Linked DNA regions of Homo sapiens: all the other regions are linked to region 1. Evidence: chromatin loops called from intact Hi-C (ENCODE). Cell type or tissue: endothelial cell of umbilical vein. All regions are shown on one strand. Region 1 has its middle 42 kb from the start of ECE1-AS1. Region 2 overlaps ECE1 (endothelin converting enzyme 1). Region 3 overlaps ECE1 (endothelin converting enzyme 1).

What was found. A loop is a pair of places that touch in the nucleus more often than their neighbours do. Peaks named below come from ENCODE experiments on the same cell type or tissue, not always from the same donor. Only the 100,000 strongest peaks of a DNase experiment are listed, where the experiment ranks them.
Region 2: it touches region 1 in a loop (3-fold over the local background); 46 of 110 quality-filtered maps call a loop at or near these places.
Region 3: it touches region 1 in a loop (4-fold over the local background); 35 of 110 quality-filtered maps call a loop at or near these places.

What each region holds. Positions count from the first base shown.
Region 1 is chr1:21,332,824-21,336,823 of GRCh38, reverse strand. It overlaps a transcript of ECE1 not described here. Among named protein-coding and RNA genes, the nearest start is that of ECE1-AS1, 42 kb to the right of the region's middle. RefSeq lists an enhancer at 2,229-2,448. In endothelial cell of umbilical vein, a CTCF peak has its summit at 1,923 (motif pointing right); DNase peaks (open chromatin) are centred at 1,933 and 2,333; H3K4me3 peaks cover 285 bases; H3K27ac peaks cover 2,494 bases.
Region 2 is chr1:21,267,893-21,271,892 of GRCh38, reverse strand. The region is part of intron 4 of ECE1 (endothelin converting enzyme 1); the gene reads left to right. Among named protein-coding and RNA genes, the nearest start is that of ECE1, 21 kb to the left of the region's middle. RefSeq lists an enhancer at 1,363-1,657. In endothelial cell of umbilical vein, a CTCF peak has its summit at 1,512 (motif pointing right); a DNase peak (open chromatin) is centred at 1,502; H3K27ac peaks cover 1,599 bases.
Region 3 is chr1:21,278,632-21,282,631 of GRCh38, reverse strand. It overlaps ECE1 (endothelin converting enzyme 1), which reads left to right. Exons shown (of 19, transcript NM_001397.3): 3 at 3,300-3,441. Among named protein-coding and RNA genes, the nearest start is that of ECE1, 9.8 kb to the left of the region's middle. RefSeq lists an enhancer at 3,946-4,000. In endothelial cell of umbilical vein, no CTCF peak of the experiment used is centred here; DNase peaks (open chromatin) are centred at 2,441, 2,921 and 3,681; H3K4me3 peaks cover 1,351 bases; H3K27ac peaks cover 3,201 bases.

The DNA of each region.
Region 1 (4,000 bases):
TCGCCCAAGCTGGAGTGCAGTGGCGCGATCTCGGCTCACTGCAAGCTCCACCTTTTGGGTTCACGCCATTCTCCTGCCTCAGCCTCCTGAGTAGCTGGGACTACAGGTGCCCGCCACCACGCTTGGCTAATTTTTTGTATTTTTAGTTGAGACAGGGTTTCACTGTGTTAGCCAGGATGGTCTCAATCTCCTGACCTCGTGATCCGCCCACCTCGGCCTCCGAAAGTGCTGGGATTACTACAGGTGTGAGCCACCGCGCCCGGCCACAGCCGACTAATTTTTTGTATTTTTAGTAGAGACGGGGTTTCACCATGTTGGCCAGCCTGGTCTCGAACTCCTGACCTCAGGTGATCTGCCCACCTCGTCCTCCCAAAGTGCTGGGATTACAGGTGTGAGCCACCACGCCCGGCCTCAGTGAATGTTTTTTGTTGTTTTGGTTTTGAGACAGGGTCTCTCACTCTGTCACCCAGGCTGGAGTACAGTGGCATGAACACAGCTCACTGCAGCCTTGAACTTATGGGCTCAAGTGATCTTCCCACCTCAGCCTCCTGAGTAGCTGGTACCACAGGTGCACCACTACACCCAGCTAATTTTCTGATATTTTTTTGTAGAGACAAGGTCTCACTAGTTGCCAAGGCTGGTATTGAACTCCTGGGCTCAAGTGATTCATCCACCTTAGCCTTCCATGGTGCTGGGATTACAGGTATGAGACACTGCCTGTCTCAAGTGTTTTTTGAAAGAAGGAAGAAATTTGAGTCCTTTCTTTGTCTTAATGCCCCAGATTCACTCTGTAGCCCTGCCCCTGCCCCCAGGGCCTGGCAGTTCTGGGCTGGCACTCTGCCCAGACCCTGGGCTTTGGGCTTCGCCTGCTGTTCTGCAGGGTAGGGAAGGGCCTCCCTCCCTGGAGACCCACTGATTGGCTGTGTGACCTCAGGCAAGTCCCTTCCCCTCCATAGTCCTCACTTTCCCCTTCCGTCAAGCACTGGGTGGGTCGAAGCTTCCCAGCTCCCTGTGTCTGTGGTCTCCCTCATTTGGGAGCCTTTGCTCCTGGTGTTTGGTGCCTCTTCACCCCCAGGGTCTCACCCACCCCAGGCAGGAGCTCAGCTGGCCTGTAGCTTGCAGAAGGACCATTTGGGAAAGCTGGTGGGCCCTTCATTCTTGGTACCCGCCCTAAGAGCCTCACTGCGACTCTGTCCACCCTGGGTGAGAGCCCTCCAGAGTAGGCCCCCAGCCGTGAGAGCCCCCCACCCACTGAGGCTTGGCATCAGGTCGCCCTCGGTCTGAACCCTGCTATTCCCTGGCTCTGGGACTTTGGGCGGCTCAATCCACCTCTCAGGGCTGCAGCGTCCTCATCTTCAGGGTTGTGAGCACCCAAGGAGGCCCTGCCTCATTGTGGGGACAGAAGAGAATGGAGCAGTCACATGCCTGCCCCTAAGGAGCTGCACTCTAGGGGAGGAAGCTGGAGACCAAACAGGCAAAGCCACCCACCAGAAGGATCGCTCCGAGAGAAGAAAGGAGACAAAACAGGGCGATGTGGTGGAGAGTGGCTGTGAGGGGAGGGGGCCGCTCTAGAGGAGCGGCCAGGAAAGGAGGTGATGTCTGAGCTGGGACATGAAGGTTGAGGAGGGGGCAGCCGGGCAAAGACGGGGGCGGGGGAGATGAGAGTTCCCGGCTGCCGGAACAGCAAGTTTGGCACATGTAGGGGGTGAACGCTGGTGTGGCCGGGCAGAGGCAGTGGAGGGTGGAGGGAAGGCTAGGGAGAGGTGGGCCTGGAGGGGCAAGCCATGGACAGCCTTGTCTGTGGGGCAGGGGTCAGCATTTCGTTCTAATAGTGGTGGGAAGCCACTGGAGGACCCCACGTTGAGGGGCGACTGGGCTTGGTTTCTGTTTGGAAAGACCTTGGCTGCTGTGTAGAGCATGGACTGTAGGGGGCAGGAGGGAGGCAGGAGCGCGGGCCTCAGGATATTCGTCTGTCCTGAGGCTGAGGAGGCGTAGGTTTCTGCAGGATCTGGGATTTTGGCTGCTACTTCAGGGATGGGAGAGAGGTAGCCAGGCATCCCAGATGCTTCGAGACCTTGCTGGCAGCAGAGCACAGTGGGCAAAAGTTACCTGTGGAGCCAGACAGACCTGTCTGAACCTCCACTTCAACTCAGCCTTCCGGGGTGGGCTTGGGATTCTCCCAGAGTGACCAGTTCCCACCGTCCCAGCCCCTGGGGACCCAGAGAAACAGAGCCAGAGGGCATTGAGCTGGAGCCTGCCTCCCTCGCTTCCGCACACCCTGCCGAGAAGTGAGGGCATAGGAAGTGATGGCCGCAAGGGGATGCCCAGCCCCTCTGCTCCAGGGCTGCTGTTCACACGGCCACGCTGGAGGGAATCCTGTGGCTTTGTGGTTCCTTGTTTCCTGGGCTGGTCTGGTGGAAGATGGCCATGAGAAAGCGGCACTTCATCTTCCTTCGCCCCTGAGTGTTCAGTGGGTGGTTACTCGGCATCCTGTTGGGCTTCCGGTGTGGTGGCTGGGAGCCAGAGAGAGGAGGGCATGAGAGCTCACAGAGTCACAGGAGGTGGGACTTGGAGGTCATCTAGGCCAACTTCCTCATAGGGCAGACCAAGGCTCACAAAGGGAAAGAGACTTACCTGAGGCTATACAGCAGGTTAGAGGCAGGACTTAGACCCTGATTCTAGACTCCTCATCCAGCACTCTTTCTAGATAAGATGGAGGTATGGAGGTTTTGGAGCCAGACAGATGTGGGTTGTAGTCCCAGCTCTGTCACTTAGTCCCAGCTGGGTGACCTTTGGTGAGTGACCATCTCTGAGCCTCGGTTTTCTCCTCTATGAAATGGGATGATGGTAGCACCTTTCTCATAGTGGTGTTGTGAAAAGTGGTTGATAATTTATGACAGGTTGTAAAGCTCACAGGACGGTGCACGGAGTTGGCCCTTGGGAGGTGGGAGCTGTTATTACCTTTGTGGCTCCGTCATTTTTTTTTTTTTGAGACGGAGTCTCGCTCTGTTGCCCAGATTGGAGTGCAGTGGCACGATCTCAGCTCACTACAACCTCCACCTCCTGGGTTTAAGCAATTCTCCTGCCTCAGCCTCCCAAGTAGTTGGGATTACAGGCAGGTGCCACCATGCCTGGCTAACTTTTGTATTTTTTAGTAGAGACGGGGTTTCACCATGTTGGCCAGGCTGGTCTCGAACTCCTGACCTCAAGTAATTTGCCTGCCTCGGCCTCCCAAAGAAGTTGGGATTATGGGCGTGAGCCACTGCGCCCAGCCCGTGGCTCTGTCATCCTAACCTCCTGAAGCACCGGAAAGAATGGCTGCGTGCTGGCCCTCACATATGCTGTTTTCTGATGAACGCGGTTAGGGAGGGAAGATGAGAATGGGCCATGGTTGGCCCATCTCTCTGCTACTTATTTTATTTCCCCACTATATTTGAGAGACTCCTTAGCCAGGCCACACTACTACCCACCCACCCCCCCGCCCCCCCCACGGCTCTGGTGGGCTGGAGCTGTGCTGTCTGCCTTCAGCCCAAATAGGGGTGGGGGAGGCGGAGGCACTAAGTGCAGGTCCCGGGTGAAAAACTGGGCAGCTCCCCCCACCTTCTGCATCAGATCCCTACCACGCACCACCAATACCTGTTTGTTCAGTGTGACCTAGTGGTTAAGACCAAGGGCCATGGGATCAACTTGAGCTTGAACCCTGGATCTGCCATTGAATTGTCACCAAGGACTTTTAGCAGGCGTGTCTTCCTCTCTGAGCCTTGGATTTCCCATCTGTGAAGTGAGGATAAGTCCCTCCCAGGAAGACTGCAAATATTCAGTGAGAGGAGCAGCACTCAGAGCATGCATGGTGCATATCTGGTGCTAGACTCCAAGAATTGGATGGCACTAATATTGTAACAGTGTTGACACATGTCCCAATTGTTTCTCTTTCCATAGCTGTTCTTAGAAACTTACTTCACCATCCGCCCACCCCACCCCCATCCTGTGTTCCCGCAGC
Region 2 (4,000 bases), 65 kb after region 1:
TATTCAGTGTAGGCGGGAATCATCCTTAGCCTCACGGTGATCGGGCTTGCACGATAAGCCCTCTGGTCAGAGTTCTCTTTGCACTTCACTAGGCCTTGGGCACCTCTAGTTCACCCCTGTGTTGATGGTTTTTCCTCAGATTAGAGCTCCACGTTGTCTTGTTTGCAGCTGTATCCTTAGTTAATGTTTGTTGGATTCCCGTCTGCCCACTGGGCTCCTCCCCCAGTGTGAAATCATGACACCTGTGCTGTACCATAAAGCTGCCCACCTTAACCCTCCCACAGCTGGGACCATGGCTGTCTCCCTCTGCTGCTGTCCCCTGCTCCATCCTGGGACCCTAAATGCTGGGAGAGGCTGCATTCTGAAAAGTCAGTCAATTTATCCATCAACAACAGAACCTAGATCCGACAAATACTGATTGTTTTAAAAAACTTTAAGATATTCAAAGGCAGGTACAATAGAAGATACCCAAAAGGGGACAGATCTTCTTAAAGGGACACGAATCTTAAGAGACAGGAAATGATTCTAAATGGACAATTAACAATTTAAGGCAACTGGGTCTTTTAGATTACAGGGAAAGTAGGCAAACCAGGTGAAGGAGACCTTTCCTTTCTTTCCTGCCCCAGCCCCACAGAGCAGAGCCGCCGCTAGGTAAAACACACCCACCCTTTCTCCTGGCCTCCGACAGCTCCTGAAGCAGCAGCAGCAGCTGCCTTCAGCCTAACTTCCTGAGGATGAGCAGGGTGGTGTGTATGGAGGTAGGGTTGAAGCTCAGTATGTCCGAAGCAGCAAAGCCCCAGTCTGAGATGTCCCCCTGCCTGCCTTATGCCACCAAAGTGCCTTTGAAAGGGCATGCAGCTTTTCATTTTAGAACCAGACACTTAAAAGGCAAATATGTCTATCATTGCAAGACTGGAACTCAAGGACGACCCTTCTCCAGTGCCTAACATCACAGCTGGGGGCTTGGCAGGGCCCATAGTCCAGGTAGTATAACAAGGTGGGTCGGTTCCTCTGCTTCAGACTCACCAGGACCTGGGTTCGAATCTGGACTCTGCCACTTACTATGAGGTCTTGGGTCAATTACATCACCTCCCTGGCTTGTTTTCTCATGAGTACAGTGGGAACCATGCCTCCTCTGAATTTTGAAAATTAAATGGGAAATACATTTAAATGTATTTAAACCATGCCTAGGCTTGGCATGTTGTGGTGGCTGCTGTTTGTATTGATGCTACTGTTATTCACCCTTGACCTTTGCACAGCATTTGACAGGTTACAGAGCTGTTTTGTAGACACCATCCCACTTGATCCTGCAGGGTGGAAGCTGGGAAGGTGTTGCTCACTCTGTTGGTAGATGAGGAAAGCGAGATCCGGAGAGGTCCTCATGATAGGCTAGTGAGTGGCAGAGCTGAGACTTGCTTGATGCCTGGTCTTGTGCCCTTTCCTCTGTCCCACACCACCTCCTTCAGGTACAAGGGACAGACATTAGCTCCCTTTCCGCAGTGCCTGCAAGAACCTGCAGGGGGCGCAGAGCCTGAGGGCCTGAAGGAAGGAGAGACACGGATGTCCGCCGTGCGCTGTGCACTGTACCATGCTCTTTAGAGCCACTGCTTCCTTAATCCTCACAACCCCAGACTTCGGAATTGTTGTTCCCATTTTATAGATGCAGCAACTGAGGCTCCCAGAGGTTAAGTGACTTTGTCAAGGATATACCACCAGTCCAAAATGGTGAGGGGCTCACTCTCTGGGGAGCAGTTAGCATTTAGAGGGGATGGGGCAGGACAGTGGACAGGCCCTCTAGCTTCCCAGTGAGGCCCAGAATGGGCTCTTGTGCATTGTGTGGGTTCTGGTCTGACTGGTTCTGGGGCTGGTTCTCACTGGGAGAACCTTAGGTCTGAGCCAAGATTGAGTCCATCCCCACTGTTCCTGACAATCAAGCCGTGGGTGGGGAGCTGCATCCAATGGGCCATGGAACAACCCAAAATCATGCATTCAACCCTGACCCCGAGGCCAAGGTCTGGTGATACCAGGAGGCCAGACCGCAGAGTTCTGAAGTCAAGCAGTCCTGGTGTGCTAGCTGCTTATCACTCGTGTGGCCTTGGACAAGTGACCTGGCTTCTCTCCCACTTAGTTTCATTATCTGTACAGTAGGGATAATGATGCCTCCTAACACATACAGTTACTGTGAGTATTGACTTGCCTGGGATGGTTCAAAGTGCTGAGCACTGGAATACATCGGAATACTAGCCTGGCACCTAGTAGGTGCTCGTCAAAGCACAGCTGCCCTCCTTGGTGGTGGTAGGTGAGTTCCAACCCAGACTTCTTACAAACAAGCTGTATGACTGCAGAGAGGTCACCCAGATTTTTAGGTCCTCGGCTCATCACCTATAAAGTGGGAACTAACTGAAACTCAGCTCATTAGTAGGGATGCTCTAAGGGTTAATTGGGTGGGCAAAGAACAAAGTCATTATTTCTTATTTATTAGAGAAGCGCTGGTATGTGGACCCAGTTGTCAGGAAGGAGGTGCAGAATACAGCTATGACACACTGAGCATCTCACTTGTATTATTTCATTGAATTCTCATAGTAAACTCATGGAGTAGGCTGCATTTGCACATTTTACAGATGAGACTCATGAATATGAAGGAAATGTATTTCCTAGGAAATGGTGAGGCTGGGATTAGACCCAGAGCTGTGGGACCTCAAAGCCTGTATTCTTTCTCTACTCACTCTACTGTCAGATTCAGCAGGGAGAGGCCCTGGGTCGGCACTGCTGGCAGGGAGAGCAGCCGAGAAGTGTGGTTCGCCTGCCTCCTTTCCCCAGCGGCTGCTCCACAGAGTTCTCAGCCCAGGCCAGCCAAGCCCCAGCCCAGGTCCAGTGAACACAGGAGCTGGGGTCACCCCCATGTCATACTGACTAGGGGCTTCCCCGGAAGACATATCCTGGGGTCCTCTCCCTCAAGGCTCAGTCCTCGGAACTAGTCTGGAAATGGCCCCTCACCTGTGGGCTTGATACCTGGGACTTTGATACATGGAAACTCCTGAAGAGGCAGATGGCAGGTGAGTGGGTGACAAAAAAATGCAGGAGTGTGGGCCAGTGCATTCTTGGGCTTAAGGCCAGGCTGGGTTCAGCGTCTCCAAGACAAAGGGGTCAGCCAACAGGCGTCGGAAGGGAGCCAGAGCTGATGGGCACGGGAACAAGCCGGAGGTGCCCAGGCCACTCTGACCTGCTGAGGCGAGGGCTTCCCTCTAGGCGGAGAGGGGAGAAGGGACATTTAGAGTGCCAGTGTGGATTGTGTCAGCCGATCCGGCAAGATAGTTATTACCATCTGCTTGTGTGACCTTGGGCAAGCCATGCATTTCTCTGCCAGGTGAATTCATGCTAGGCTCCTCAGAGGCAATCCAGGCAGTTCTGTAGCAGGTGGGCCGAACTAGGCCAGGTGCCACTGTGGCATGACCTGGCAGTCTGCCAGCTGGGGATGCTGACCTCAGCTGCAGGACACACAGATGCCTCGCACCTCACTCTGCCACTCCCCCAAGTGGCCAGCATGGGCTGTCCTTGTAGGTTTTGGGGAGATGAGAGTGGGTGGCCTCACTTCATCAGAGGAAGGAAGCAGCCAGGCCCTTCAGCCCTTAGACTTGGCCCTGCCTTGGACTTTCCAACTGTGCTTGTAGCTCAGATTATTCTACCAGCTAGAGAGCCTACACCACCCCCTCCAAAGCCTCCGAGACTTTTCTCAAACCTGCTGCCTCCATTGTCTTCTGTGGCTACCAAAGGGCCTCTCTAGGCTTGAGCTACAAGTACACTGTGTGCACCTGTCCTGTTTGCTTTACTGTATTTTATACTGTAAGATGAACGCATACAAAAAAATCAATGCGTGCTCATTGTGACAATTCAAGCAACACAGATTCCATAAAGAAAAAACTAGCAGTCTGCCTTCCAGTCTCCCTGGGAGATAGACATACAATATTCCAATAGCGTTAAACGTGTCCATGTCGGTGAT
Region 3 (4,000 bases), 54 kb after region 1:
GGTACCTCTTTTCTTTTCTTTTCTTTCTTTTTTTTTTTTTTTTCAAGACAGCGTCTCACTCTGTCACCCAGGCTGGAGTGCAGTGGCGTGATCTCTGCTCATTGCAGCCTCCAGCTCCCAGTTTCAAGTGATTCTCTCACCTCAGCCTCCCCAGTAGCTGGGATTACAGGCATGAGCCACCATGCCTGGCTAATTTTTATATTTTTAGTAGAGACAGGGTTTCACCATGTTGGCCAGGCTGGTCTCAAACTCCCAACCTCAGGTGATCCGCCCACCTCACCCTCCCAAGGTGCTGGGATTACAGTCATGAGCCACTGCGCCTGGCCTCTTTTTTACTTTTTTGAGATAGGGTCTTGCTCTGTTGCCCAGGCTGGAGTGCAGGGGCACAATCATGGCTTACTGCAGCCTCGACCTTCCGGGCTCAAGCAATCCTCCCACCTCAGCCTCCCAAGTAGCTGGGACTACAGGTGCATGCCACCATGCCTAGCTAATTTAATTTAATTTTTTTTAAGAGATGGGGTCTGACTGTGTTGCCCAGGCTGGTCTTGAACTCCTGGGCTCAAGCCATCCTCCTGCCTCAGCCTCCCAAAGTGTTGAGATTATAGGCATGAGCCACCATGCCTGGCTGATGGGTACCTCTTAAACCAAGGTCTCATCCAGGTGCAGTCCAGCACTTTGGGAGGCTGAGGCGGGTGGATCACGATGTTAGGAGTTCGAGATCAGCCTGACCAACATGGTGAAACCCTGTCTCTACTAAAAATACAAAAATTAGCCGGGCGTGGTAGCACATGCCTGTAATCTCAGCTACTCAGGAGACTGAGGCAGGAGAATCGCTTGAACCCGGGAGGCAGAGGTTGCAGTGAGCCGAGATCGTGCCATTGCACTCCAGCCTGGGTAACAGAGGGAGACTCCATCTCAAACAAAACAAAACAAAACAAAACAAAACACTGTCTCACGGCCTCCTTGTGCCCTGTGAGCTGAGCCATGATAATGGGGACATGAGAAGCCTAAAGGAGGAAGGATGAAACAAATTAGGGGCAGCAGGACACATACGTCAGTGTCCCTAGGCAAGGCAGTCCCTGCTTCAAGTCCTTGGGACCCCTCTGAGTACCAGAGACCAAGGTAAAGTGTGTGAGATAACTGATTACTCTGAAAAAGCACTTTATAAACATTTGAGTACAGTGTACATGTTAGCATCATACCAGGCTGTCTCTCTCTGCACCAGGCCCTCACAGCCTGAAGTTTTAATTCATGGTCTGAAACTTTCATTGCTCACTTTTTCAGAAGAGATTCTTGAGGGATTTGAGCGGGCGGCATCCCTCCCACTGCCTGACCCAGCTGCTTCAGTGTCTGAGCCTCCTGGGCCTCCACGGAAGTGTCTCTAAGCCCCAAGATCCTTTGCTCAGTTTTGTTTTGTTTTGTTTTGTTTTGTTTTGTTTTCCGAGACGGAGTCTTGCTCTGTCGCCCAGGCTGGAGTGCAGTGGCGCAATCTCAGCTCACTGCAACCTCCGCCTCCCGGGTTCAAGCGATTCTCCTGCCTCAGCCTCCCGAGTAGCTGGGATTACAGGCGCCTGTCACCACTCCTGGCTAATTTTTGTGTTTTTTAGTAGAGATGGGGTTTCTCTATGTTGGCCAGGCTGGTCTTGAACTCCTGACCTCAGGTGATCCTCCCACTTCAGCCTTTTAAACTGTTGGGACTACAGGCATGAGCCGCCGTGCCCGGCCCCTTTTCTCAGTTTTGGAACCCAGTTTTTTTTTTTCCACAGAAAGTGCTTGTGTTCCTCCATCTCTGGTGCAGCAATTCCCAGTCATTTCCTGCCCAGTAAATACCTAACCATGGCCACGTGGCTTCTCAGTACCCTTCCCTCAACTGACCCACTTCAGATCCCCGAGTGCCAGGGTGGGACTCCCTCAGGGCTCTGACCCGGCACCAGGGGCACCCCTCAGGCTGTTGGTGGGGCCGTTGCAGGTCAGAGTCTGAGTCTCCTCATCTTCCCTGACAGCTTCCCCTCTTCCTGGCAAGCCTTGCTCCCTCCACCCTGCCCTTCCCAAAGGGTAAATCTAATCATGTCACTCCAGTCCTCAAGAGGAAGTCCAGGCTCTTAACCTGGCTTTCTGTGCCCCTTAGGATCTAGGCCCTCCTCTCCTCTCCACTTCCATTCCTTCTTATCTGGCCAGCTCCTACTTATTCTGACTGACCCAGGCCAGACATCACCCGTTCCAGGAAGCCCTCCCTGATTGAACCCCTGCCCACCCCAGTCTGTTTCTTTATCTGCCTCCCTGCTGGGCTGTGTATTTCCAGCATGGCCCTGAGTTGGTGCTCAGCTGTTAGCACATGACACGGTGTCACTGAACACGTTACCCCACCTTCAGGAGACCCTTCCTGTCTTGTGGGTGTGGGTTTTGCAGGAAGCATCTCTTGGAACAGAGGAGAACCCCAAGCTGCCTTGGGTGTGAGAGGCCTGGGCTGTCGGCCCCCATTGCTGCTGGCTGGTGTGTCCCTCCTCGGGCAGGGAGGGCCCTGCCACACCCTGCACTTCCTCTCATTGTGCCTCCCTTCCTGTTTAGCTAGACTGTTAGGCTGGAGGGATTTTTCCTCCCTTTCAGGACCTGAATGGAGCTATTTCTCCTTGCATCTCTGCCAACATCTCCCAGGATCCACCTCTGATCCACTGGTGGGCTCGGGCATCAACAGCTTTGGGTTCCAATCCCAGCTGTCCCCATTCAGCTGGGTGGTGAGAAGCCAGGGTCTCACCTCTCTGGACCTCAGTTTCCTCACTTGTAAAAAGAAAAATAACAAGGTGGCTCGCGTGTTTTTGCGTGGGATTATGAGGGTTTAATGAGCTAAGGATGTCTGTGCTTCTGGGAAGTGTGAGCCATGGCTGTGTCACCCTTGTCCCTGACCCCGCTGATGTGGGGGCTCTGCAGAGAGCCCAGCTGGGTACTCACTGGATGCCTGCAAGTCCAAACATCCTGTTCTTTTTTGAACTCCTCACTGGAGAAACAGGGAAAAGCTGTAGTTTTTTCCTTCCACTCATATCGAGTGACACAAAAAAACAAGCCTGTCGGGGCCGAGCTGCTTGACTCTCTGATGTTTGGGAGCAGATCCGAGCAGCTGAGCAGGGTGGCTGTTCCTTTCCTGGATTAGGGCTGAATCTGTGGGAACCAGACCACCCCTGAGACAGGAGGCAGCCCTGATGCCTCTCCAGGGCCTGGGCCTGCAGCGGAACCCCTTCCTCCAAGGGAAGCGGGGCCCGGGGCTCACGTCTTCCCCGCCCCTCCTGCCTCCTTCCCTGCAGGTGAACTTCCACAGCCCCCGGAGTGGCCAGAGGTGCTGGGCTGCACGGACCCAGGTGGAGAAGCGGCTGGTGGTGTTGGTGGTACTTCTGGCGGCAGGACTGGTGGCCTGCTTGGCAGCACTGGGCATCCAGTACCAGACAAGTAGGTGCCTTCGTGTTGCATGGTGGGCTTGACTCACTCCTGCACCCGGCTCCGTCAGCTCGGGCGAGGGGGGCTTCCCTGCTTAAGCCGGGGCAGGGCTCTGAGGCTAAGGAGGGAGCCAGGCCCAGGGGGGTCTGGGTGCTGAGATAGACCAAGACCCGGGAAGTGGGCAGCGTGGGTGATATAAAGGTCTCGCACTTGAGTCCACATCCTGTCCCAGCAACTTACTGGCTGTGTGACCTCGGACAAGTCACTTATTCCCTCAGCCTGTGTCTTCTCTAATTTAAATGGGAAAACAGTACCCAACTGGGGGATGGGTCTGCGGACTAGAGATAACATATGTCCCATAGCTGGTGCCTCGTAGGACTTCTTCAACTTTAGCTCTGGGTACTGTTGTTGCTAGAATGTGGGGTAATTACACACATAGGCTGACATTGTCTGCTATCTCTAGTTCCAATAAAATAACAATAATGCCCTCTGTTTACTGAATTATTTCCTCGGACCAAATACCCAAATACCACACCCCTCGCTTCAGATGCAATCTCATTTCCTCCTGGAG